6 separate regions of the Mus musculus genome follow, and regions 1, 2, 3, 4 and 6 are each linked to region 5. Evidence: chromatin loops called from intact Hi-C (ENCODE). Cell type or tissue: heart. All regions are shown on one strand. Region 1 has its middle 17 kb from the start of Sipa1l3. Region 2 overlaps Yif1b (Yip1 interacting factor homolog B (S. cerevisiae)). Region 3 has its middle 8.1 kb from the start of Ppp1r14a. Region 4 holds the start of Yif1b (Yip1 interacting factor homolog B (S. cerevisiae)). Region 5 holds the start of Psmd8 (proteasome (prosome, macropain) 26S subunit, non-ATPase, 8). Region 6 has its middle 2.1 kb from the start of Ryr1.

What was found. A loop is a pair of places that touch in the nucleus more often than their neighbours do. Peaks named below come from ENCODE experiments on the same cell type or tissue, not always from the same donor. Only the 100,000 strongest peaks of a DNase experiment are listed, where the experiment ranks them.
Region 1: a loop joins it to region 5, with 2.4 times the contacts of the local background. A loop is called at or near these places in 3 of 42 quality-filtered maps.
Region 2: it touches region 5 in a loop (6-fold over the local background); 21 of 42 quality-filtered maps call a loop at or near these places.
Region 3: it touches region 5 in a loop (6-fold over the local background); 13 of 42 quality-filtered maps call a loop at or near these places.
Region 4: a loop joins it to region 5, with 4 times the contacts of the local background. A loop is called at or near these places in 21 of 42 quality-filtered maps.
Region 6: a loop joins it to region 5, with 2.1 times the contacts of the local background. A loop is called at or near these places in 5 of 42 quality-filtered maps.

What each region holds. Positions count from the first base shown.
Region 1 is chr7:29,520,305-29,524,304 of GRCm38, reverse strand. It overlaps 4932431P20Rik. Among named protein-coding and RNA genes, the nearest start is that of Sipa1l3, 17 kb to the right of the region's middle. In heart, CTCF peaks have their summits at 403 (motif pointing right), 1,903 (motif pointing right) and 2,731 (motif pointing right); DNase peaks (open chromatin) are centred at 434 and 1,894; H3K27me3 peaks cover 3,537 bases.
Region 2 is chr7:29,243,420-29,247,419 of GRCm38, reverse strand. It overlaps Yif1b (Yip1 interacting factor homolog B (S. cerevisiae)), which reads right to left. Exons shown (of 8, transcript NM_001110201.1): 2 at 3,118-3,350; 3 at 2,917-3,021; 4 at 2,747-2,825; 5 at 2,581-2,638; 6 at 1,599-1,754; 7 at 1,426-1,519; 8 at 1-183. The coding sequence ends at 28. Among named protein-coding and RNA genes, the nearest start is that of 2200002D01Rik, 3.0 kb to the left of the region's middle. In heart, a CTCF peak has its summit at 2,477 (motif pointing right); no DNase peak of the experiment used is centred here; H3K27ac peaks cover 229 bases.
Region 3 is chr7:29,295,421-29,299,420 of GRCm38, reverse strand. No RefSeq gene overlaps it. Among named protein-coding and RNA genes, the nearest start is that of Ppp1r14a, 8.1 kb to the right of the region's middle. In heart, a CTCF peak has its summit at 2,195 (motif pointing right); a DNase peak (open chromatin) is centred at 2,190; H3K27me3 peaks cover 1,510 bases.
Region 4 is chr7:29,237,002-29,241,001 of GRCm38, reverse strand. It overlaps Yif1b (Yip1 interacting factor homolog B (S. cerevisiae)), which reads right to left and starts at 2,679. Exons shown (of 8, transcript NM_001110201.1): 1 at 2,566-2,679. The coding sequence starts at 2,611. In heart, a CTCF peak has its summit at 2,403; a DNase peak (open chromatin) is centred at 2,761; H3K4me3 peaks cover 1,928 bases; H3K27ac peaks cover 2,017 bases.
Region 5 is chr7:29,178,661-29,182,660 of GRCm38, reverse strand. Psmd8 (proteasome (prosome, macropain) 26S subunit, non-ATPase, 8) reads left to right here and starts at 1,988. Exons shown (of 7, transcript NM_026545.3): 1 at 1,988-2,384; 2 at 3,446-3,518; 3 at 3,640-3,742. The coding sequence starts at 2,016. Catsperg1 (cation channel sperm associated auxiliary subunit gamma 1) reads left to right here. Exons shown (of 28, transcript NM_001368407.1): 26 at 332-424; 27 at 529-628; 28 at 735-1,129. The coding sequence ends at 989. In heart, a CTCF peak has its summit at 1,846; DNase peaks (open chromatin) are centred at 2,000 and 3,160; H3K4me3 peaks cover 2,443 bases; H3K27ac peaks cover 1,674 bases.
Region 6 is chr7:29,125,222-29,129,221 of GRCm38, reverse strand. No RefSeq gene overlaps it. Among named protein-coding and RNA genes, the nearest start is that of Ryr1, 2.1 kb to the right of the region's middle. In heart, CTCF peaks have their summits at 383 (motif pointing left) and 2,495; a DNase peak (open chromatin) is centred at 2,501; H3K4me3 peaks cover 245 bases; H3K27ac peaks cover 68 bases; H3K27me3 peaks cover 722 bases.

The DNA of each region.
Region 1 (4,000 bases), 340 kb before region 5:
GTGCTAGGGATGGAACCCGGGGCTTCGTGGATGCAGAGTGTGTGCTCTGCCACAGAGCTTCATCTCTAAACCCACTTTTCCTCATTTGTAAGATGAAAATGCCAATCTTGCCTGCTTTATACCATGCTCTATCTTCAATGTTCCGAGGACTAGACAGAATTCCCGAGAGAGCCTTGATATGCATACTCTGAAGCAGCAGACAGCCACCATTGGCTCCAAGAGGCCTTGGGTTTCCATTTCTTTTCCTATCTCATCTCCTCCTTTCCGTTTCCCCGTTCTGCTTATCCCCTCTTCCTCCCCTCCCCCTCCCTTTTGCTTTTTTTCTTTTCTTCCCCTTCCCTTCTTCATACTCCCAGTTGCTCTATAAACATGACGACTAAATTTATACCGTGGCCAGCAGAGGGCAGTGAAGGCCAACCATGACTGCTGTGGGAAGGACCCAGTCTCTGAGAGAGGATGTTTCCCAGGGTGTTATTCCAGCCCTGCTGCTCGGCAGTGTTTTAGGAACTTATTAGATTGCTTAGTACAAGTCCTTTTAGCCTGAGGCAGTGGCCCACACCTAGAATCTCAGCACTCTGGGGACAGAGGCAGGCAAATCTCTCTGAATTTGATCTCTCTGAATTCCTCCTCTATATTCTGAGCTCCATGACAGCTAGGACTGTGTAGAGATACCCTATCTCAGTGCTCCCCAAACCCCCCCAAAAATGAGGAAGAAAGGGGGAGCAGAAGAGAAGGAAGGAAGGGCAAATTGTCGTGGACCAAACCCAGCCCTACTGCATTGTAAACTCCTATATAAGACCCAGTGATAACCTGGCTTTTAACAAGCTCTCTAACTGATCTCTTGCACACTAGCATGGAGGGCCATTTGCTTAGAAAGCTGTTGGAGTTTGCTGTGAGAAACGGCATGGGCCTTTAGAAGCAGAGTCAGCAGAATCTCCCCTCCAGTGTGGCTAAGCCCTGTGTCTGCAGAGAGGAAGCCGCAGGCAGGACATTTATGTAGAGTGAGTGGGAATCTGTTCGGAGAAGGAAGGACGTGTGTTCAAGACTACCTGCAGTTCCAGTTCTTGGGTGGCTGAGGCAGGAGAACCAGATAATGATTGGGGTCGAGGCTATCCTGGGTTAAACAGAAAGGGGCATGCCAGCCAGGACTATTATGTGACTGACCCTATCCCCAACCCTCAAATCAAGATGTAAGAGCCAATGCACAGTTCTGAACTCACCTGTATCAGAGATAGGGAGGCTCTGCTAGCTCACTACTGCTCATCAGACCCACAATTTACCTCACTCGGTCCTCCTTACTCCCCAGAACCAGAGATGATATCATGTGTGGAAATTTTGCAGTCCCTGCCAGTAGCTCCTATTGTTCTCAGTATACCCATTGAGTCCCCCCTTTTCTTCACCAGCCTACAAAATTCACAGTTGGGATCCTTTGGGTTATCACTGCTGGGATTTGGGGGTGGAGGGAACACAAATGAGTCTTCACTAAGGTTTGTGTTTTCTGTCAGTCCTTCCTTGAGCTCATTCATCAGGATGAACCAGAGAAAACCCCTCCCCTAAGCCCTTCCCAACTTCATCCTTAGACTCAAGGCTGATCCCTAAGAATGAGTCTGGAATGAGTTCTGGAGGACTTGGTTCCAATGGTAGTGACTGACAGCTTGATAACTCAGAAATGATTTATTGGTAGCACTCAGTCTGTAGTCAGAGTGATTATGAGACTAAGATATGCTATTTTCCTGATGTCTGCAGAGAAAACCCAGGTCTCTGTGTTTGTGTGTGTGTGTGGGGGGGGCAGGTTGTTTGTTTGTTTCTTTTAATTTTCCTTAGATCCAATACACAGACTGTATCTGAGGAAAAGCAGGTGGCCTATGAGCCCTGCCTTATGAGAGACCTGCCTGCAGGGGGCAGTCTACTCCACCACACTGCATGCCTCTGGGCACTCCTTGGCTTCATAGAATCTAACAGCATATGAGATAACAGACTTCTTGCTTCCTAGACTTTACAGTTTAGCAGGCAAAGGAGACATCAACAAACGGTCACAAAGTTAACAATGGGACAATTGGAGTGATAGGTTATTACATTTTTTTCTTCTTCAGTCTTTAACTGTTTCAAACTTAAATCCCATGGTGTGCTTGCTGGTATGTGTGCACACTCAGGTGGTCCTCCTGCCTCAGTCTTTCGGGGAGCTGGCTGCTGTGAGTGTACTTAACAAGGAGCGAGCACCCAAAAGGGGGAGGGTATGCATCCTGTGCTTTGCTGGCAGACCCTGAATGAATTAGAAGGCCTTGCCTTCCAGGCAGGCCTCACATTTGGGGACAGGCGTGCAGGTAGTCCAGCTGGGACCAGAAGGGCCTCATTCACTGCCTATAAACTAGAGAGGCCACCTTGGCTTATTCTGTTCTTTGAATGGCATTACAGCTATGGAGCTGAAACTTGTCCACGTGGTCTTCTGAGAGCATGACTCTTGGACTTTGGGCAGATTCAATAGGCTAGAATGCACTTTAACTTTCGTTATGGCTGACAAACATACTTTAATATGGTGGGCTAGTTTCCAGTGAATAGACGAGGTAGCTCAGATAACTGGGAATAGTAGCACCTAGTCACAAATATAAATAGCACCGGCCACAGAGAACTGACCAGGCATTTTACATAATACTGTTTTCTTTCTTTCTTTTTTAATTCTGTGTATGTGTTGGGAGGGGGCATGTGCACATGAGTGCAGGTGCCCTGGAAGGTGGCCGGTAGAGGGTGTCAGATCCCCTGGAACCTGAATTACAGGTATTTGTGAACTGTTTAACATGGGTTCAGGAGACTGGTCCCATGTCAGAGGTCCAAGAGTATGTGCTCTTGACCTCTGAGCTATCTCCCTAGACCCCATTTAGTTCTTCCGAAGGTACTATGTGAGTTAGCTCTTATCCCCCCTTAGCTTTTAAGACGAACATGGAAAGACTATTGGGATACCAAGGGCCATAGGAGCAAAGCGTCACCATCTCACAGCTGGCTACCTGTCCTGTTTCCTCTTCATAACACTGACCTGGTTCTATCCTTTCTGTATCCCTCTAAAGGTGTCCTGTGCATATCGGAGTATAATACATATTCTACATATGTCTGTACACAGTATACATACATTCTCACTCTATCTAGAGATGAGCTCATATTAATATATAGAGCTATACTTCATTTTATAACAGTTGCCAGTTGCAGAGTATATGCCTGACCCTTCACCCAAATTCCTATTAATAACTATTGGTCCTGTGTGTATGGGGGGAGGGGCTATCTCATGTAGCCTAGGCAAGCATCAGCCTTGCAGTGCAGCCAAGGAACTCCCAGTCCTCCTGCCTCCACTTCCCTAGTGAATTTCCCGGTAAATTACAGACCTTCTGCCAGTGTATTTGGCTTGTTAATAGACATTGGGCAGTTTCCAACCTTTAGTTATAACAATCCATGCCACAAATGACTGCCTGCCGTTGTTGGTGTCTCATACTTTTAATTAAATTGTAAACTGAAACAGAAACATATTTACATTTTGAGATATCACAGCTCATCATTGAGATTGTTTGGTTTGCTTTGTTTTTTTTTTTTTGTTTTTTTTTTTTTGTTTTTTGTTTTTTGTTTTTTTTTGAGACAGGATTTCTCTAACAGCCTGGGCTGTCCTGGAACTTTCTTTGTAGCTCAGGCAGGCCTCAAACTCAGAGACCTGACTGCCTCTGCCTCCCAAGTCCTGGGATTAAAGGCATGTGCCACCACTGCCTGTGGATATTCATCTTGAGTGTTCTGTGTAAATTTTATTGTATCCATTTATGTGAACCAGCTGGTTTAGAGTCCCTTACAAGAGCATGGTTGAGGTTTTATTCATATGGGCATGAGCGGCTCACTGCTGGCCATACCACTCAACAAAACACCTCTTCCCTAGCAACCATTAACTTTAAGTCTAAAGAGTCTCAGGGAAAGGTAGGCTTCGGGAGTTTTTATATAAAATTATGCTCCCCCCCCCCCCCAAAGT
Region 2 (4,000 bases), 65 kb before region 5:
TGTGGGAGCTGGAGGCCAGGCCGCAGCTCACCGTACAAGGTGGAAGGTGAGCCAGTACATGAGTACCGGCTGCGCAGCTGCCACTGCCATAGTCAGGTACATGCGCAGCTGGTTCCGCGCCCCACGCACTGGCACTCCTTCGGCCGCTGCCTGGGCCAGGATCTTGAGCCGCAGTGTCCGGATCTGGGTGGTAAGGGTAAAGTGGGGGTCCCGTAAGTGCCAGGCAGCTCGGGATGAGTCCCTGCCCCTCTGTGGCCTCCAGTTTGTGTTCCTAGAAGGGTCTTTTGAATAGCTACCTCCCCCAAGCCCTGTGAGCAAACCTTTGCAGAGGCAAAGGCCAGAAGAGAGGCTAAGAATTGTAGATCCCGGCCTGAAGAGCATGGCCTAGCTGCTTCCACCTACTGGGAGACAGTTGCCTTCACGCAACGCAGATCCTCACAGACACTAGCCCAGTGCCCTACCACAGAGTAACACTCCCAAAACACGCCAGCTCCAGAAGACAAACTAGAAGAGCTATTTCCTTTTTGGTTTGGCTCAGATGCCTTCCTCCCCCTCCTTCTCCCCCTCCCGCGCTCTTTCTCTCTGGGAGGCAGGATCTTGACATGTAGACCAAGGTGGCCTCGAGTTCCTGGTGATGGATCTACTTGAGCCCTGGTATGCACGTCAGCGCAGCCTGCAGGAGCTTGGTAGCGAGCGCCCTTCACCTGCTTAGCCACCTCACTGTTCCCGATGTTTCTTTGGGGGTGTGTGTGTGTGTGTGTACCTATATTTGTGGGAGTTAGAGGACCCTTTACCAAGTAGGCTAGGCTGGTACCAATGAGCCCCACATTCCTAGCTCTGAGATTATAAGAATAGATCTACTTTGGGCTCTTTTTTTTTTTAATGTGGGGTCCAAGGATTGAAGTCAGGTCTTCCTTACTGATGGAGCCATCTCCCAGCTCCCTTAAAGTAACATGATGACAAGGCTTATGCTTGTGGACCAGGGCCCGTGTTACCCTCTGCTTCCCCCTCATGCTCGGTCTAAATCCTCCCAAGACTCCGGTGCAGTCACCAGGCATCCCATTTTACAAAAGAAACTGAGGCTTAAGTAGAGGAGGTGATTCACTCCGAGTACACGGCAGTCCAAACATGGCCCCTAGTCAGTATTTTACCACAGCTGGAGGGACTCAGGGGCATATTGGCAGAAAGCCCAGCATACAGAGACAGAAGTAAGAGTGAGAGCCCAAGCAGAGCCTGTGTACTGGGCAACCCTGGCCCTAGCCTAGCATCCAGGCTGGCTCTTGCTCTCAGAAGGGCGCACAGAGTCTGCCTCTTCCAGGAGGCTCTCCTAGCCCCCAGATTTGGTACTTGGATGCTCCAAAGACCTCCCCAAGCCTGCCTGGGAAGCCTGGGGCCTCAGCCTTGCCCGCCCTGATCCCCACTCACCATGAATACAAAGATGGACACACAGCACCAGGCAAGCACCAGGTAGTAGCCGATCTTTCCAAAGAGCAGACCCGTGAGGACGCCGCCAATCATCCTGAGGGGGAAGGGGGGAGGGGAGAATCAGTGTGAAGAGGCCAAGGTCTGGGACTGGCAGGCAGGGCAGGAGCACTCACCCCACATATTTGTAGCCCAAGAAGGCCACCAGGTCAATGGTGGTGAGGTCGGTGTTGACAGTGACCAGGTAGAGACTGAGCAGGATTGCTACGACTTCCAGAGTCAGCCAGGCCAGAGCTGAGCTCGCCTGCAGTCCCAGGAGGTCTGGGGAGAACCTGCCGGAAGAGATGTCCCCTGAGCATCACCCGGGGCAGCCCTGTGTCAATGGAACAGAGACCACCAAGGATCTGGGTCTGTCCCTAGACAGTGACACTCAAGTCAGGGCTTAGATGGGGGACCTCAGAGCCCTGTGAGGGGTACCAGGAAGGTTCCTCCCGATAAAGAAAGGGCAGCTGAGCTGAAGCCTGAAGTCAGAACTGGTGGGGAAGGGGCCTTGCTTCATCTTGGAGCCTTAGCAAGGAATCCACTAGTTCCATGACACTTGTTTTCGATGCCACAAAAAAGAAGAAACAGGCGACTGTAAGGGAGAGATGGGGCCTGATCAGCCTAGGGGTTAGGAAATGACACAGGATGAGGACCACAGTGAAGGAGCAGGTGCGGGACACAGAGGGAAAGAGCACATTCCTGTGTCAGGGAACTAACTGGATGTGCAAAGGCCCCGAGGCAGCAGCAGGGCTGGGGGCACAGGGTCAGCTGCTTGACCTTTGAGCCACTGACAGCTTCAGGATAGGGAGGAGGCCAGGCCCACCTCTTAGAGCTTTTAGTTGCTGCTAGAGTGAGATTATAAGGGGTGAAAGTGGGAAGCAACTTATTTAGGGGGATTGTGAACATAAGAATAGATTTGTGGGTGGAAGCCAAGAGGAAGGAAGGTTGGATTTAAAAGATGGCCTAGCACAAATGGGTTTGATGGGTTCCATGTGAAAGGTGTCACTGGAGTGACTGGCCACAAGGTGGGGCTGTCCCAGGACAGGAGAGCTGAGACCTCTCTGATGGCTCTTGGCCTCCATATCCCCATGTCTTCCCCTGCTCCAGGATCCTTACCTGTCCTGGGTCCCCAGTGCAAGGCCGGCCACCAAGATGTAGGTGATGAAAGCCATGGCTGTGGAAGACAGACACAGACACTCGTCAGAGGAGGGAAGCCCTTCCCGGGCACAGGCACCCAAACATCCATCCCAGACATGCCTAGGCAGAGTAGGGAGGGGACAACCTGGAATGTAGAGGTCTGGAGCATTGATGTCGAAGCGGGGGGCCACTGGGGTGTCCTGTTGGTACTGTACCTCCCAGTCCTGTGGAGAGAGTTGGGGTAGTGGCAGCACCCCAGGGTGGGGGGGTCCTTCCACCCTGCTTGCTGGCGGGTACCAAGCAGGTGCTGCTCACCTGGTGAAGGTAGGGAAAGACCAGCAGCCCAAGCTTCTTGCCCACATACACCGTGTCCACTGCAAAGTAATACTTGAGCTTGCTGACGGGGATGAAGCGGTCGATCTGGAGGGACAAAGCTCAAGCCTAAGGCCCTGTGGCGCCCGCCCGCCTGTCAGCCATCTGCTCCCAGCCCACAACCCACCGTGTTAGCTGACTCACATTCTTATCTACCAGCTCCTTGCCCTGAGCGGCCAGGCTGCTCCCGTAGACCATCGCCATGTTGGACATAGGGGCAGCCAGGAAGGCTGCGTCGGATGAAGAGGGGGGGTAACCCAGACCACCAGGTGACGGCTGGCCTCCATAGCCCCGGCTTGGGGCAGAACTCGTGTCATCAAAAAACTGGTGGGGATCAGCCATGCCTGGTTGGGACACTGGGACCCTCCGCTTTGAGGCTGCGGAGAGAAAGGGAAGGACTTCATTAATTCTGCCCAGGTTCCATCACTCTCTCTTGCCACAGCTGGGGCAAGGGTCGCCAAATAGCCTCTGTTGTGACGTCAGGTAGGTTGCCTGCCATCCCACCACCCATCCATCCATTCATCTGTCCATCTACCCTGCCATCGATTCACCCACTCATCTATGCATCCATTCATTCATCTACTTAGCCATCATGCATTCATTGATTTTGCCCATCGCCCATTACCAATCCATCGCCCGTCCTTTACTTACTTTTCCACCTGTCACCCACCCACCGTTTACCCCTCACTTTCCATCTACATGAATAACGATGAGAGCTCTTCATCTCGAGGTCTACTCTGCACAAATCCTACACAACCATGACCAACAGTGCTTCTGCTCCTAGCCCTTCCCCACTGAGTCTCCACCAGTTGTCCTCTCAGTGTCCCTGGCACATACTCAGCTCAGGGCTCTGCGCTGGCCATGCCTCAGCCTGCAATGCTCTCCCCCAACTCTCATGGCATCCTGCTCTCTGCCCTAAGGTCTTGCTGCATGCATCTCTGCCATGCATCTCTCTTGGCAGCCCCCACCAACACCTCCTCCACTGATGTCTACAGCACTGAGCATCCACAGACAAACGAGCTGTTTT
Region 3 (4,000 bases), 120 kb before region 5:
AGAGAGAGAGAGAGAGAGAGAGAGAGAGACCACTGCGGTTTGCAATGTCACTTTAACAAGCAAGTATCTGAAGGAGAAGTGGGAAAGATGGAGAAACTTCGGTGAGTGGTGGAGAGAGGTGAACTAGAGAAGCCACTGTGGTATAGGGCTGGAAGGTTACAGTGAATGGGGGGGACATATGGATGCCGAGCAGAGCCAGCAGGGTGGTGTGCTAGCCCAGAGCTAGCACAGGCTCTGCCCACGAATGCACTGCTCAGCCATATACTGCTACCTGAAATCATGTTGCTGTCTATGAATCATGTTGCTGCAGCAGACCACGTCGAGACTGAGAGACATGGAAGGCCTCTGTGACAACCTCCAAAAAAGAAACAGTCTAGAACAGTCTAGGAAGCCCTTGAAGGGAATGCTTAAAAACTGTGATAGGGTCTGGGTAGGGATGGTTCATGCCTTTAGTTCCAGCACTTGGGAGGCAGAGGCAGGCAGATTTCTGAGTTCCAGGTCATCCTGGTCTACAGAGTGAGTTGCAGGACAGCCAAGACTACACAGAGAAACCCTGTTCTGAAAAACAATCCAAACCAAACCTGTGTTAAGGGTGCCTAAGTGTATCTCTTCACCATTGATGGCTTCTGGTGGGGGTGAGCATGGGGAAGGACTCAGTTATCTTTAAAGGTCTGGCTGGCCACTGAGTTTAAACATGCTCCAGGGAGCATATGGGCAGCAGAAAGTGGACTTCATGTTTCTTCTTCTTCTTCTTCTTCTTCTTCTTCTTCTTCTTCTTCTTCTTCTTCTTCTTCATCTTCTTCTTCTTCCTCCTCCTCCTCCTTCTCCTCCTCCTCTTCTTCCTCTTCCTTTTCTTCTTCCTCTTCCTCATCTTCTTCCTCTTCCTTCTCTTCTTCATCTTCCTCCTCTTCTTCCTCCTTTTCTTCTTCCTCCTCTTCCTCCTGCTTCTCTTCTTCCTCCTCTTCTTCTTCCTCATCTTCCTGCTCCTCCTCCTCATCTTCTGTTAGAGGGGAGGTCACCAGGGTGGGGGGTGAACCTGGGCAGACTGGAAATAAGTGAGTTTGGTGGGGTCCATATAGGAAATTTCCAAATAATCAATACAAATATTATGTTTATAAAAATAGGTTAAGGGAAAAAAAAAAAAGCCGGGCAGTAGTGGCGCACGCCTTTAATCCCAGCACTTGGGAGGCAGAGGCAAGCGGATTTCTGAGTTTGAGGCCAGCCTGGTCTACGGAGTGAGTTCCAGGACAGCCAGGGCTACACAGAGAAACCTGGCCCGAAAAAACAAACAAACAAACAAAAATAGGTTAAGGCAGGAGGACCACTTCAAGTTCAGAGCCAACCTGGTCTACTCAGCAAGTTTCAAACAGCCTAGACTGCACAGCGAGTTCTAACACAGTCTGCAGTTTCAGCATGGATATGAAATTCTTCAGCGGATTAATCCACTGGGAACTTAATAGCGGGGTGGGCTATCGGGACAGCCTGGACAGAGGAAGCAGGTTACTAGGTCACTGAAGACAGGCCTTCAAAGGACATCTTAGCCTTGGTCTCTTCCCATCTTGCATTGCTTCAGGGACACCGAGGAGGGGAAGAGAGTAGCCTTGTCTGGGTCATGTACTCCTGCAAGATGCCCTGTCTCACCTCAGACCCAAAGCAATAGAAAGCAGAACCAGGAAACAGAGTGAAAACAAAGGCCAAGCTCAGGACTGGGACATCTCTAGAATTTGTTTTTCTGTCTCTTGCTATATATCTCAAGCCGGCTTTGAGGCTTTGAACTTGAGTTCCTGTCTCAGCTTCCAGAGTTCTGGGATTGGCCCACTTCTGCTTTGGAATTTAGCTTTAAAACTAACTCATGCAGATAGGCAGGGTGCTGCACGTCAGCACTCGGCATCTCGGGAGGTGGATGCAGGAGCATCAGAAGTTCAGGGCCATCCTCTGCAAAATAGGAAATTTTAAGTAAGCCTGGGCAACATGGCACCGAGACAAGAAAAAAGATGGCCTGATGGATGGGGAGGGAGGGAGGGAGGGAGGGAGGGAGGGAGGGAGGGAGGGAGGGAGGGAGGGAGGGAGGGAGGGTGGGTGAGTAGGAGGGATAGTGGGAGGGAAAAGCTCAAATAGCCAGGAGGCACAGGGAGACCTCACGTGCATAGGCTGCAGTTAGTAAATATGACCACTAGGAGGCACTGGTAGCAAGCAACTTCTAAGGGACGGGCGCTGTTGGAGCCAGGGACACAATGAACCTCAATTAAACTCACACGTCCTTTGGAGCTCCCCTAAATTCTGTGGAAGAAATTAATCAGGTTAACTTTAACGACAGGTGTTCCATGGCAGTGCCGACAGGAGGATTTGGGACTCAGAAAAGCGCGGAGGCGGGGCCTGTGAGAAAGAAGCCAGGAGGCGTGGATGCCACCAGTAGAGAGAAATGTGACCAGAGCAGAGTGAGAGAGAAAATAAATTACTTTCAAAATATTTTTAAAATATTTATTTGGGGGCTAGAGAGATGGTTCAGACATTAAGAATCCTGGCTTCTAGAGCCGGGCGTGGTGGCGCACGCCTTTAATCCCAGCACTCAGGAGGCAGAGGCAGGCGGATTTCTGAGTTTGAGGCCAGCCTGGTCTACAGAGTGAGTTCCAGGACAGCCAGGGCTACACAGAGAAACCCTGTCTTGAAAACAACAACAACAACAACAACAACAACAACAACAAAAGACAGATCTCCTGACTGAGAACAAAACAAAGAAAGAATGAAAGACTTATTAATGGGAAAATTACCAAAACTTGACTTTTTGGAAAAAAAAAAAAAACAAAAAAAAAAAAAAAACAACCCTATTTGGGAGAGGACACACGTGGAGATCAGAGGGTGACCTGAAGAGGAGCTTTCTCCTCCCACCGTGTGCAGCCTCAGGATGGAACTGTTTGTCACACTCAATGGCAGGTGCCACTGGGCCAACTCAACAGCTGGGGAAATGGATTTTTATCAAAGTGGGGGTGAGACGATTTTGGAGGAAAGGGGAACAGGGAACAGGGTGGGCGGAGACTGGAAGAGGACTCTGAGAAATCTCATCATTTGTCTGCCCTGTGGGAAGCAAACGGGGGTGGGGTGGGGGGACACGGAGAGTCCCCAGGAAGGCATGTGCCACAGTGAGAGAGGGTGACGACCCTCAGGGTCAGCACACCACCGGCATGAGATGCAGAGCTTCTCATGGGTGGGGCGCTCGGCCCCTTCCCACTGTGACAGCGTTCATCCTGTGTCCACACCTTGTCCCTTCCAGAAACCTCCTCGCCCTCGGAAGCAGGCAGTGCTATCCATCTTCAGGCATGTAAGCTCAGTGAGGCTACGGGGCTTCTCAAGACACCGTGCAGGGGGCGGGGGGTTGCCTGCGTGTGTGGCAGACACACGGGTACTCACAGAGGCGAGAACGGTGGAGTTGTGGGCTGCCATGCGGGTGCTGGGAATTGAACCTGGGCCCTCTGCTCTTAGCTTCTGAGCCATCTTTCCAATGCCACTCCTCCTTGGGTCGGGGGCGTGGGGCATTTTTAAGACGGGGTTTCTTTGTGTAGCTGTCCTGGAACTCACTCTGTAGACCAGGCTGGCCTCGAACTCAGAGATCCGCCTGCCTCTGCTCACTCATATTAAAGGTGCACAGCCGCCAGGCCTGGTGGCGCACGCCTTTAATCCCAGCACTCGGGAGGCAGAGGCAGAGGCAGGCGGATTTCTGAGTTCAAACCCAAGCCTGGTCTACAGAGTGAGTTCCAGGACAGCCAGGGCTACACAGAGAAACCCTGTCTCCAAAAAAAAAAAAAAAAAAAAGGTGTGCAGCCCTTTCTGAGAGACTGCCTTACTACATAGCCATAGCTAGCCTCAGACTCCCTGCGTAGACCAGGCTGGTCTCTTATTCCTGCATGAAGTGCACATGTGAAGGATCTGAGGAGCAGCCTTTGGGGCTTGTTCTGGTCTTCCATCATGTGGGTCCCAGAGACTGAATTCAAGTCCTCAGGAT
Region 4 (4,000 bases), 58 kb before region 5:
CTCTGACATCCAGCCAACCAGCCCTCAGCCTCCCACAGTGCCTCACCTTCCCTTTCGTCCCCACCACTGCCTATTGGATTCACGTGTCCCACCTATTCTTCTTTTTCCTTCTGGCTCTTGAGTCAGGGCTTTGCTATGTAGCTCAGGCTGCCCTCAAACTCTTGGTTTTCTGGAGTGCAAGCATCTTAGGTGTGTGCCGTCACCACACCAGGTGCCTGGCCCCACTCTTAGCCCCATTGAAGGAAGTCTCCAGTGGGTAGCCAGAGATATTTTTTTAAGTACTGAGCACTGGAAACCAGGGCCTTGTGCACATTAAGCAGAAACTCTAACACTTAGCTGCATCTCCAGCCCTTTTACTTTACAGACAGGGTCTCGCTGGGGTGTGGTGGTGCATGTCTTTGATCCCAACATTAAGGAGACAGAGGTGGGTAGATCTCTATAGGTTCGAGAGCAACCTGGTCTACATAGTGACCTCCAGGACAGCCAGGGCTACACAGTAGGAACCTGTCTCAAAAGAAAAACCAACCATCCAAACCAAACCAAAAACCAAAACTAGGGTCTTACTAAGTTCGCCAGGCATAGCTACCTGGGAAGGAAGCTGCTTAGAACCGGAGATCCTGCCTCTCCCTCCCAAGCGGCTGGCATCTCAGGCTTGTACCACCCATCTTGGCCCTGTGATCCTCTGATACATTTATCTTTTTGGTTTTGGTTTTTCGAGACAGGGTTTCTCTGTGTAGCCCTGGCTGTCCTGGAACTCACTTTGTAGACCAGGCTGGCCTCGAACTCAGAAATCCGCCTGCCTCTGCCTCCCGAGTACTGGGATTAAAGGTGTGTGTCACCACTGACCAGCTTGTTTTTGTTTTGTTAACAAGTCCTCACTATGCAGCTCTTGCTGTCCTGGGACTCACTCTGTAACCCAGGCTGGCTTTGAACTCATGGATAACCCTCTAGCCCTTGCCTTACTAGTGCCTGAATTCCAAGTGCCCCCCAGGTGCATCACCTGCATGGTCCCTTTTCATCCTCTGCCCAAGATCAAGGGCCACCATGCTGAGAATCGAATTCTAACACCTCCTCAGCCCTGTCAGCACCCCTGGCCCCAAGGTCTCTCAGGTCCCAACGTAGACAAACCCCTTGCCTTAACACACAGTACTATCAACCTAGAACCATCCTCCTCCAGGAGCCTGCTGCGCCACACTAGGGACTCTGCTCAAATGTTCTCCCTCACTGTCGCTTCTCATAATGGCCAGGCTCCTGATTTCCCTCCTCAGCATCAACTCAATTGTGTATCTTGTTGGCACAGCCTTTCTCTCCAGGAATCCCTTAGGTCTTTCATCATTAGGCATGCCCTCTTCAAGGACTCAAGGATACTTCCAGTCAACAACTGAGTTCCACATCTCCATCCCAGCCCCAACCTATCTGCCTGTGCACTCTACATCATCTGTCCAGCACTCTATTAAAAGGAACTAACTCATCTTTGTGTGTGTGTGTGTGTCCGTCCACCATAGATCCATCTCAGGTAGTCAGGCTTGGTGGCAAGTGCCCTTACTGGAGCCATCTCTGGGAATCCACCCCTGACTTCTCACACTGTTTACTTTAAACACATGTTGCCCAGGCAGGCATTCAAAGTCGACTCCCAAGTGCTAGGGTTACAGGTGTGCACCATGAACCCTCCCCCATGCTTCTATCACAGCAGTTCCATTGCTCTGTACTGGCAGCTTTATGACAGGAATAAATGCTAGCTGGTCACATATCACAGGCCGGCCAGACACTAAGGAGTGAAGGGGTAAATGGAGCCTCCTCAAACCCTAGTCACAATCAGGACTACACACACACACACACACACACACACACACACACCACACACACTGGTTCTTACTACTCTAGTTGACCGACAAGTTTCCTTCCTTGGAAAGTGTCTATCTTCCTCCTGAACTCTAGCTGTAAGAAAGCAAGGACCAGGGCTTTGGTGGTTACTAGTGTGTACCCAAATTCCAGCCCAGGGCCTGGCACAGGGTTCACAGGAGCAAGTTATGTTAGATGAATAAATGAAACAAACAGGACATAGATATTGAGAGACCAAGAGGAATTCAAATTTACATCTGGGAAAAGAGGTTAACGAAGCTGGAAAAAGGAGGTTAGCAGGACAATAAGTACTGGTTGTGTTCTTAAATGGGATGTAAATATGGCCCTGTCCGCACAGGGAGTGCCCAGGGGCCGTACTGTGGAGCGTGGGTGACAGTTCCTAAGCACTGAAGAGTCTCGGAAAGGTGGGTAGCACAGGAGGTCAAATCGCTGACTGCAAATGAATGGAAGTAGCGTTTCTCTGAACACCGCACTACATTTTCCTCCAACTTGCTTTCTTTTAAAGGAATTTTTTTTAAAGAACCTACCCGCGATGCGCCCCCTACCCGGACTTGGCATCCCTGGGCTGTGCACACCTAGAAACTCCAGGTCCGGGATCTCGTGACCTCCGTCCGACCTGGAGTGACCTCGCCAACCGCCGCGACGGCCCCGCCACACCCCTCGCCCGCCCGATCTCCTCAGCCAGCCACGTACGCCACTTACGCAGCCGGGGCGTCCCCGCCGGCGCCGCCAAACCTGTCGCGTGCATGCTTTAGATGCCACGGCCGAGAACGCCACAGCCGCAGTTTGGAATGGGCCCGCCCGGTTCCCGTAGCCACGCCCCAGTAGTATCGAGAGACCCAATAGGTCTCACGATAGCGCAAGAAAGCCACACCCTCTGGAGGGGGTGCAGCCTGGTTGAGTGGGCGTCGGCTTACATAAGAGGCGGGAACTGAGGCCAATGACGTAAGGGAAGAGGCCGTACCTTAGCGGCAGCAGGGCGGAGCTTGGTGCGATCTAGGAGGAGAAGACTTCAGGCAGGAAGGAAACGTTCCTATTGTTGAGCCCGAAGTCGACGGAAAATGTAGTTCTTTACAGGCAGGCACTCGATTTAGTTAACTGAGAGCACAGGGAGGCTGAAGAAGCGTGAAAGGCGGGGAGAATGATGGATTATTGCAGTTATGCCGGCTCATCTATCGTTTACACAGACGCAGCACTCATTTTTATTATTTATTTATTTATTTATTTGGTTGGTTGGTTGGTTTTTTTCGAGACAGGGTTTCTCTGTGTAGCCTTAGCTGATTTGGAACTCACTCTGTAGACCAGGCTGGCCTGGAACTCACAGAGATCTGTCTGGCTCAGGATTAAAGGAATGCGGCACCAGGGCCCATTTAGGCTGAGAAACAAAGTTTAGCTTAGTGGATCACTTCTGTATTCCCAATACTGAGGAAGCTGAAAAAGAAAGTCATGAGTGGGCTGGTGAGATGGCTCAGCGGGTAAGAGCACTGACTGTCCTTCCAAAGGTCCTGAGTTCAAATCCCAGCAACCACATGGTGGCTCACAACCAACTGTAATGAGATCTGACGCCCTCTTCTGCTGCGTTTGAAGTCAGCTACAGTGTACTTATGTATCATAATAAATAAATCTTTAAAAAAAAAAGTCACGAGTACTGGCTTTGAACATAGTGAGCTCTAGTCTTACAAAAAAAAAAAAAAAAAAAGATTGGGGCTGGTGAGATGGCTCAGTGGGTAAGAGCACCTGACTGCTCTTCCGAAGGTCCAGAGTTCAAATCCCAGCAACCACATGGTGGCTCACAACCATCCGTAACAAGATCTGACTCCCTCTTCTGGTGTGTCTGAAGATAGCTACAGTGTACTTACTATAAATAAAATCTTTAAAAAAAAAAAAAAGATTGAAAAAGAGGCCCTCAGCATATTAGTTCAGAAGAACTGGTAACTTTCTTCGAAGGTACCTTTAGGCAATTTCCCAGAAGTTCATAAAAATGTTCTCACATGGCTCTTTTCCTTCAAGCTTTCTGTCCACCAGAGGTGCATACAGCCCTCACAGTTGAATGCACACAAGCACAACTTTGAGCATAGAACCCTGAAAACTAACTTCCTCCTGTGTGTCCCTCAGTGTCTCTTTTTCTCTTCCTTAG
Region 5 (4,000 bases):
TGGCATACAGTAGGTATTTAGTCCAACATCTAGATCAGTTGGCAGGTGGAGGCAGCAGGTAGCAACTGAGCAGCCAGACTGCTTGATGGCTGGTGCTCAGACAGCCTTACTCTCTGAGACTAGAGACTGGAGGTGTGGCTCTGTTGGAGGGTGCTTGCCTGCAGTACTGCAATGAGTTGAGTCTTGGCCCAGCAGTAGAATGCTTGCCTAACTCTCATGAGGCCCCAAGTTCAGTCTGAAGCACCATAGTCACCAAGCAGCAGGCAGATTGGAGAAATTAGTGTTTCCCCTGGACTGTAGGTGCTACAGCTGTCTACTTTTGGACTTGTAGGTGGCTGTGCTTGGAGAACTCCCCTTGCTATGACATCATCCCCCAAAGCATCTACCCACCTGAGTTCTTCTTCAAGTTGTTAGTGAGCAATAGGTAAGCCAGGCATAAAGCCTAGGTGTATGTTGAGGGTGGGGATGCAGTGTGCTGAGATTGTCCCTTGACATTTAACTCAATCCTGGACTCCATTCCCTCACCAGAGGTGTAGACAATAGCACATACTGTGACTACAAGCTCACCTTTATAGTGCACATCCATGGGCTACCGCTCAGCAGCAAGCGGTCCTCCTTCATTGTTATGGTGAGTGGCAGCCAAAGGCTTCCTTACTGGGTGGGCAGGGGGTTCACCTACTACTATACCCCAACCCCAACCCCGACCCCTTGTGACTGTTGTACTGGGCTTGCAGGTGTCTACCAGCTTCTTTATAGCCCTGGTTGTCTTCTACATCCTGTTCTGCCTCGTGTGGCCTCACATAGTGAAGGCCTGGGTCTCATTTCGCTGGAAGATTCACAACATGATGGCACCAGAGACCTATTCATCTTCCTCCTCTTCTGGGGGCTTCACCCTCCATTCTCACAGCTCAGAGGGAAGTTTTGAGGGTCCCTCCAGACCAGGTACCAAAGAGGACAATGTTCAAGCTAAGAGAGCAAAGGTGGCCTGAGTCCCTGGTCTGTACTCTTCCTCATGAACCCTTAGGCCTCTCCTCATGGGAATGCAGCCTGCCACCTCCCCAGGACTTTCTGGTTGGCTAGAATGCTCATGTCTCATTCAGACCCTAATAAAGCCTCCTTGCAGAATCAGTCCCGAGTCCTCAGAAAGGCTCACGTCCGCTTGGTTTGTACCAGCACAGCTGTAGTTAACTGTCAGAATGATGTCAGAATCTTTTATTTTCAAGATGGCACAGCAGATAAAGGAGCTCTCAAGCCTGACAACCTGGGTTTGATCCCCAGGCCTCATGAGATCTAAAGAGAGAGCCGACTCTGTGAAGCTGTCCTCTGACCTCAACATGGGCACATGCACGCACACACACACACACACACACACACACACACACGCATGCCTGTAGGCCAGGCTGGCCTGGAACTCAGAGATCCGCCTGCCTCTGCATCCCAAGTGCTGGGATTAAAAGCGTGAACCACAAAGCTCGGTCTGTAATTCTATTTTAATTTCAAAAATAAGAAAAAAATGGAATAAGAGAAAATAAGAGAAATGGCTCAGTGGTTAAGAGCACTGACTGCTCTTCCAGAAGCCCTGACTAAAATTCCCAGCAACCACATGGTGGCTCACAACCATCCATAAAGGGATCAAATACCCTCTTCTGGGGTGTCTGAAGACAGCCACAGTGTACTTATATACATAAAATGAATAAATAAATCTTTTTAAAGAGTCTGAAAAAAACGTGGAAGAATGATGCTCTGATAAACACGAACGCCTAATCTTAAATCTCACCTGCTAGTCCTCTCTCAGCCTGCCTATGTAGTGACACCTGACAAGTTTTCCAAATGGCTCCACATCGCCACCCCTTGACGTAGAGGCGGTACCCTTAAGATGGACATTCCACAGGCCGAAGCCAGCGAGGGTGGCCATGGTGACTACAGGTGGGCGGGACATTGTGGGCATTGTTTTCAGTTGGAGCGAACGGACTTCCGTTCGCCATTTTGAATGACAGCAGAGGCGGAGCTGCGGCATGTTCATTAAGGGTCGGGCTGCGAAGACACCCCGAGGAGAGCCGCGGCGCTCCTCCCGCGGGGGGCGGAAACTGGCAGTGGTAGCTCCGCCTCCAGTTTTGGGCTCCACCTCCCGGCCTCATTTCCGCCGGGAGTCCATTGCCCGGCGTCGCTGCCGTAAGTCGGGTCGGCGGCTTGCCGCATCACGGAAGATGGCGGCCACAGCGGCTACGGTGAACGGGTCGACCACCGTCTCGAGCTCCGGACCCGCGGCCACCTCGGTCGGGATCCTGCAGGCAGCGGCCGGCATGTACGAGCAACTCAAGGACGAGTGGAACCGGAAGAACCCGAACCTTAGTAAATGTGGAGAAGAACTGGGCCGCCTGAAGGTAAGAGGTCGCCGGGTCCTAGATGCCTAATGCCTGGGGGAAGGTGACAGACGGGAGATCGAGGCTGGTAGAGCGGGCCCTGAGGTGTCGTTAAGGGAGTGATGATGGAAAGATTGGTTCTGGCAGAATCGAATGAGATGGTTCGAGCTTTGTTACTTGGAGGGAGGCAGGAAGGAGTGGGATCAGTGACAAACGGGGAGATAGTGAAAAGAATAAGTCTGAGGTGACGGGACGTTGAGGGAATGTGTGGCAAATAAAGCCCAGGTAAGCTGTGAGGGAGCAGAGGTTAGGAAACACCTGTGTGAAGAGGGGCAACAGGAACAGTTTGAAGCCAAAAACGAACCTAGAAGAGCACACGTTTCGGTTGTAAACACACTCAGGCGGATAGAAGGCCAGTCTGGTCTTCAATAGCGAGTTTGAGGAGGCTGGGCTACATAGACTTCGTCTCAAAATATATATATAATAATAATAAGTAAACAACAACAAAATATGTGTTAGGTTCCCAAGTTTACTAAGGAATGGTGTCTGGGATGGACTGGGGGGGGAGGGAAAAGGAATGCCCCACATTCCTTGTTACCCCTTCTCGGGCACACTGTGGTGGAGGTCTTCCCAGACCTGCATATAATGGCTGAACACGATGTCCCACACTTGTAATCCTAGCACTCGAGAGGCTCACACCAGGCTCTCCAGTTCTAGACTAGATTGGCCTGCCTGGGGAGATGCTGTCTTAAACAAGAGAGAAACCTAAAACAAGCTAAATATAGCAACAGGAAGAATTGAGGTCATGGGCGTCTCCCTACCCCATGATCCCCCTGGGTCAGGCACCAAGTGCCTCGTGTTTCTCAGTGGAGTTACTAATATTTGTAAGATGAGGTAATCCAATTGGTACGCTCCGTGTTCTTGGGCCCTTTGGTGTTTGCTTTACAAGGTCTGACTCCACTAATATTCATGGCAGTTGTGTGGGTTAGGATGCATGCAAGCTTTTCCAAGTAGGAACATAAAAGTCCAGAGAACGTAAGTAATCTATATTTGAAATCTCGTCCTCATTCCTTCCCCCTCAGTTGGTTCTGCTTGAGCTCAATTTCCTGCCAACCACGGGGACCAAACTGACTAAACAGCAACTCATTCTGGCCCGTGAGTGTCACTAGGGTTGGTGGAGGGTGATGGGCCTGGGGTCATTGTAGGAATGACTGGGGTGGTGATCCCAGGAGGGATTCCAGCCACCACCTGAGAGCCCCTGTCCCCTTACCTACAGGTGACATTCTGGAGATCGGGGCCCAGTGGAGCATCCTGTGCAAAGACATTCCCTCCTTCGAGCGCTACATGGCCCAACTCAAATGCTACTACTTTGATTACAAGTGAGGTTGGGCCCTCTAGGGAGGGGACTGGAGCAGGAGTGGGTAGTTCCTTGTGTATCTGGCGTCCTCCGTTGCCTTCTTCGCCTGAGAACCATTGCCGTTCTCAGCTCTGTCCCCAGAAGCTGGAGGGCCAGAAGATTAGAGATCTTGAGACTGGGTTTATGTAGTCTGGTTCTGTACGTTTCTAAACAGTTTGATTTTATTTGTGTATTTCCATGTATATGGGTGCTCTGTCTGCTTGTATGTCTGAACACCAGA
Region 6 (4,000 bases), 53 kb after region 5:
GTGTGTGTGTGTGTGTGTGTGTGTGTGTGTGTGTGTGTGTTCGTGTATGTTATTGTAGGTGGTCCAGAAGCATTTTATGGAGGTCAGAGGAGAGCCTGGGCATTTACTCTCACTTTCTGCCTTGGTTCCTCTTCGCCTCTGCACACAGCAGGATAGCAAGCCAGCAAGCGCTGGGGATTCTCAGTTTCCACTTCCCTCTCATGGTCTAAGCAATGGGATTACAGCTGCTTGCTGTGAGTTCTGGGGATTTGAAAGCAGGCCCTTAGGAGCTGGAAATGGCTCAGTGGTTAAGAGCACTGACTACTCTTCCAGAGAACTTGGGCTCAAGTACTAGAACATATAGGGTGGCTGCAGGCCCAGCAGCCCAGTGCCCTCTTCTGGCCACATATAAACAAGCAAGCAAACAAAGGAGTCAGCTTCCCTTGCTTGCTCAGTAATTATGCCATCTCCAAGATACTGTTTTATTTAAATATGCTAATTGAGTGTTCTTTTATTAAATTATACATCCTCATCATTTGTTTGTTTGTTTAGAGACATGATCTGGCTGGACAAGAACTCACTATGTAGACCAGGTTGGCCTTGAACTCATAGAGATCCACCTGCCTCCCGAGTGCTGGGGCTTAAGCCATTTTGAAATGGCTTAAGCCATTTTGAAAAACACACCTTTTGTTTGTTTGAAACAGGGATTCATGTAGCCCAGGCTATCTTGCTATGTAGATGGGGTGAGCTTGAAGTCTTGATTCTCCTGCCTACCGGCCAAGTGCTAGGATATATGTGCATAGCCAGGTCTGTTTATATAGTGCTGGGGACCAAGCACAAGGCATTTTGCATACTGGGCAAGCAGTCTACTAACTAGCTCTGTCTATTCCCATCCCTGCCTTAGTTTATCTTTAAGATTTATCTAATGTTATGCTTATAGGAATTATTGCCTGGTGTTTGAGAAGGTCAGAAGAGGGCATCAGGTTCCTTGGTACTGGAGTTATAAATGGTTGTGAGCCACCATATGGATGCTGGGAATCAAACTCATGTCCTCTGCAAGAGCAGCAGGTGTTCTTAACCCCTGAGCCATCTCTCCATTACAAACATTTATTACATTACAACTTCTTCTTCTTCTTCTTCTTCTTCTTCTTCTTCTTCTTCTTCTTCTTCTTCTTCTTCTTCTTCTTCTTCTTTGTTTTTGTTTTTGTTTTTGTTTTTGTTTTTTTTGAGACAGGGTTTCTTTGTGTAGCCCTGGCTGTCCTGGAACTCCTCTGTAGACCAGGCTGGCCTCAAACTCAGAAATCTGCCTGCCTCTGCCTCCTGAGTGCTGAGATTAAAGGCGTGTGCCACCATGCCTGGATTACAACATTTATTTTGTGTGTGTATGTATGTGTGTATGTGTATGTATGTGTGTGTGTATATATATATACACACACACACACACATACATATATGTGTGTGTGTGTGTATGTGTGTATGTCTCTGTGTATGTGTGTGTATAAGTGTATGTGCATGTGTGTGTGCATGCATGTGTCTGTGTGTGTGCATTTGTTCATGTGTGTATGTATGTATGCCTGTGTGTATGTCTGCATGTGTATGTGTGTGTGCATGTGTGTATGTATGTATGTGTATATGTGTATGCATGTGTGTGCATGTGTGTTCTTGTGTGTGTATGCATGCATGTGTATGTGTATGCATGTGTGTATGTATGTGTGTATGTGTGTGTGTGTATATGTATGTGTGTATATGTGTATGTGTGTGTGAATGTGTATATGTATGTGTGTATATGTGTATGTGTGTGCATGTGTGCATATGTATATGTATGTGTGTATGTGTGTGTGCATACGTGCATGTGTGTATGTATGTGTGTATACGTGTATGTGTGTGTGTGTGCATGCATGTGTGTGTAGGTTGCCCACACCACCATGGCTGGCATGTGAAGTAAGGGGTCATCATACAGAACTTTTTCCATTGCATTATTTGGGTCGCTGGGATCAAGTTCAGATCTTCATCAGGCTTGGGGGCAAGCAGCCTGCCAGCTGAGTCATCATATTGTCCTTTATTTATTTTACTTTATTTTTTCAGACAGTTGATGATACATAGCTCTGTCTAGCCTGGAACTCACTCTGTAGACCAAACTGGCCTCAAACTCACCAAACTCTGTCTGCTTCTGCCTCCCACTATCCGCATGCACCTCCTGGCTCTTTATTTGTTTGTTTGTTTGTTTGTTTGTTTTTTGAGACAGAAATTCATGTAATGCAGGTGGTTGGCCTGGAATGTACTATGTAGCCAAGGCTGGCCTTCAATTTCTGTTCCTTCTACCTTTACCTCCTAAAGTGTGCCTCCACATGGCTAAATTAGAAAATCATATGCAGATATGGAGGTGTGGAACCCTATCTTTAGGTCTAGATCCCCAGCTCAGCCTCTGTGACATTGTGTAAGGTGCCTGACTCCATCTCCCAAAGGCAGCTCTTCACATCTGCAGACTTGGCACTGTGAGAGTGGGGAAATTGTGCCCCCTAAAGGTTACCCTGGGGACTACAGGGCATTTAGGAGATCTCCGCAGGGGCCACGTGCTTTTATTTTCTGCTGGCTGTTAAGCATGCCAATAATAGCATGGTTGTGAGAAACTAGTGGTAATAAAAAGATCTTAGCTCACACCTGAACTGCAACAGGTGGGTAAGAGACATCAGTCAGGACTACTTCAAAAGGCAGGTTTTAGCTGGGGGCTCGGGGGTGGGGTGGGGTGGGGTGGGGTGGGGTGGGGTGGGGTAGGGTGGGGTGGGGTGACGCATTTGTTTAACCTCAGTGCTGGGAGGCAGAGGCCTGGGATGTTTGCGAGTTCAAGGTCAGGCTGGTGTTTTCTCTCCCCCCTCCCACACCCATGCCCCTGCCCCCCAGTTTTGAGACAGGGTATCAGGTAGCACAGGCTGGCCTCCAGCTAGGGAGCTGAGGTTGACTTTGAGTTTCTGATCCTTTCTGCTTGCTGGAATTACAGACTCACATGGCCACTCCCAGTTTATGGATGGAACCCGGGGCTTTGTGACAGCTAGATAAACATTATATCGACTAGGGCATGCCTGCAGCCCTGTTTTTGTCTCTGTTTTGATACAGGGTCTTTTTTTTTTTTTTCTTCCTTTTCTTTATTTACATTTCAAAAATTTTCCCTGTTCCAGATCTCCCCTTCGGAAACCCTCTATCCCATCCCCCCTCCTCTTGCTTCTATGGGGGTGCTCCCCCATCCACCCTCCCACTCCTGTCTTCCCACCATAGCATTCTCCTATACTGGGGCATCCATTGAACACCCTTAGGCCCAAGTGCCACTCCTCCCACTGATGTGCAACAAGGCCATCCTCTGCCACATATGCGGCCGGAGCCATGGGTCCCTCCATGTGTATTCTTTTGTTGGTGGTCCAGTCCCCCGGAGTTCCAGGGGGTCTGGCTGGTTGACACTGAGATAGGCTCTTATTATGCGGTCCCAACTCCAGATTTACAATCCTCTTGCCTCAATCTCTTCAGAGCTTGGATGATAAGCCATACCACTCTGTCTGGTACTAAGTGATTTTTTTTTTAATGTTAGGGGATGTGGTGTGCATCCAAGCTACAACTGTGTGATTCTGCAGCAAGGGTGAAGCTCAGTTTAGCCATTAAGAAAGGGATGGAACTAGGCTGAGGGTGTAGCCCAATGGTAGAATGCTTGCCTGGCATGCAAGTGATCTAGGGTTTGAACCACGGCATTACATAAATCAGATGGGGCCAGAGGTTCAAGATCACTCTTGACTACATGTGGAGTTTAAGGCCATTCTGAAGTACATGACACTCGGAGGGGGAGGGGAAGGGGAGGGAGAGAGGAAGGGGTAAAGGGAGAGCCAGCCAAACAAATATATACATGATATCTCACTGTGACCATGGCCACTCAGCTACTTTCTAGACACCCAGTTCACTGGAGAGAACGAACACCTTCCACCAAGAGTTTGTGCTGTGGGCGGGGTTCTGAACAGGGGCGTAGCTTGTCCCATGC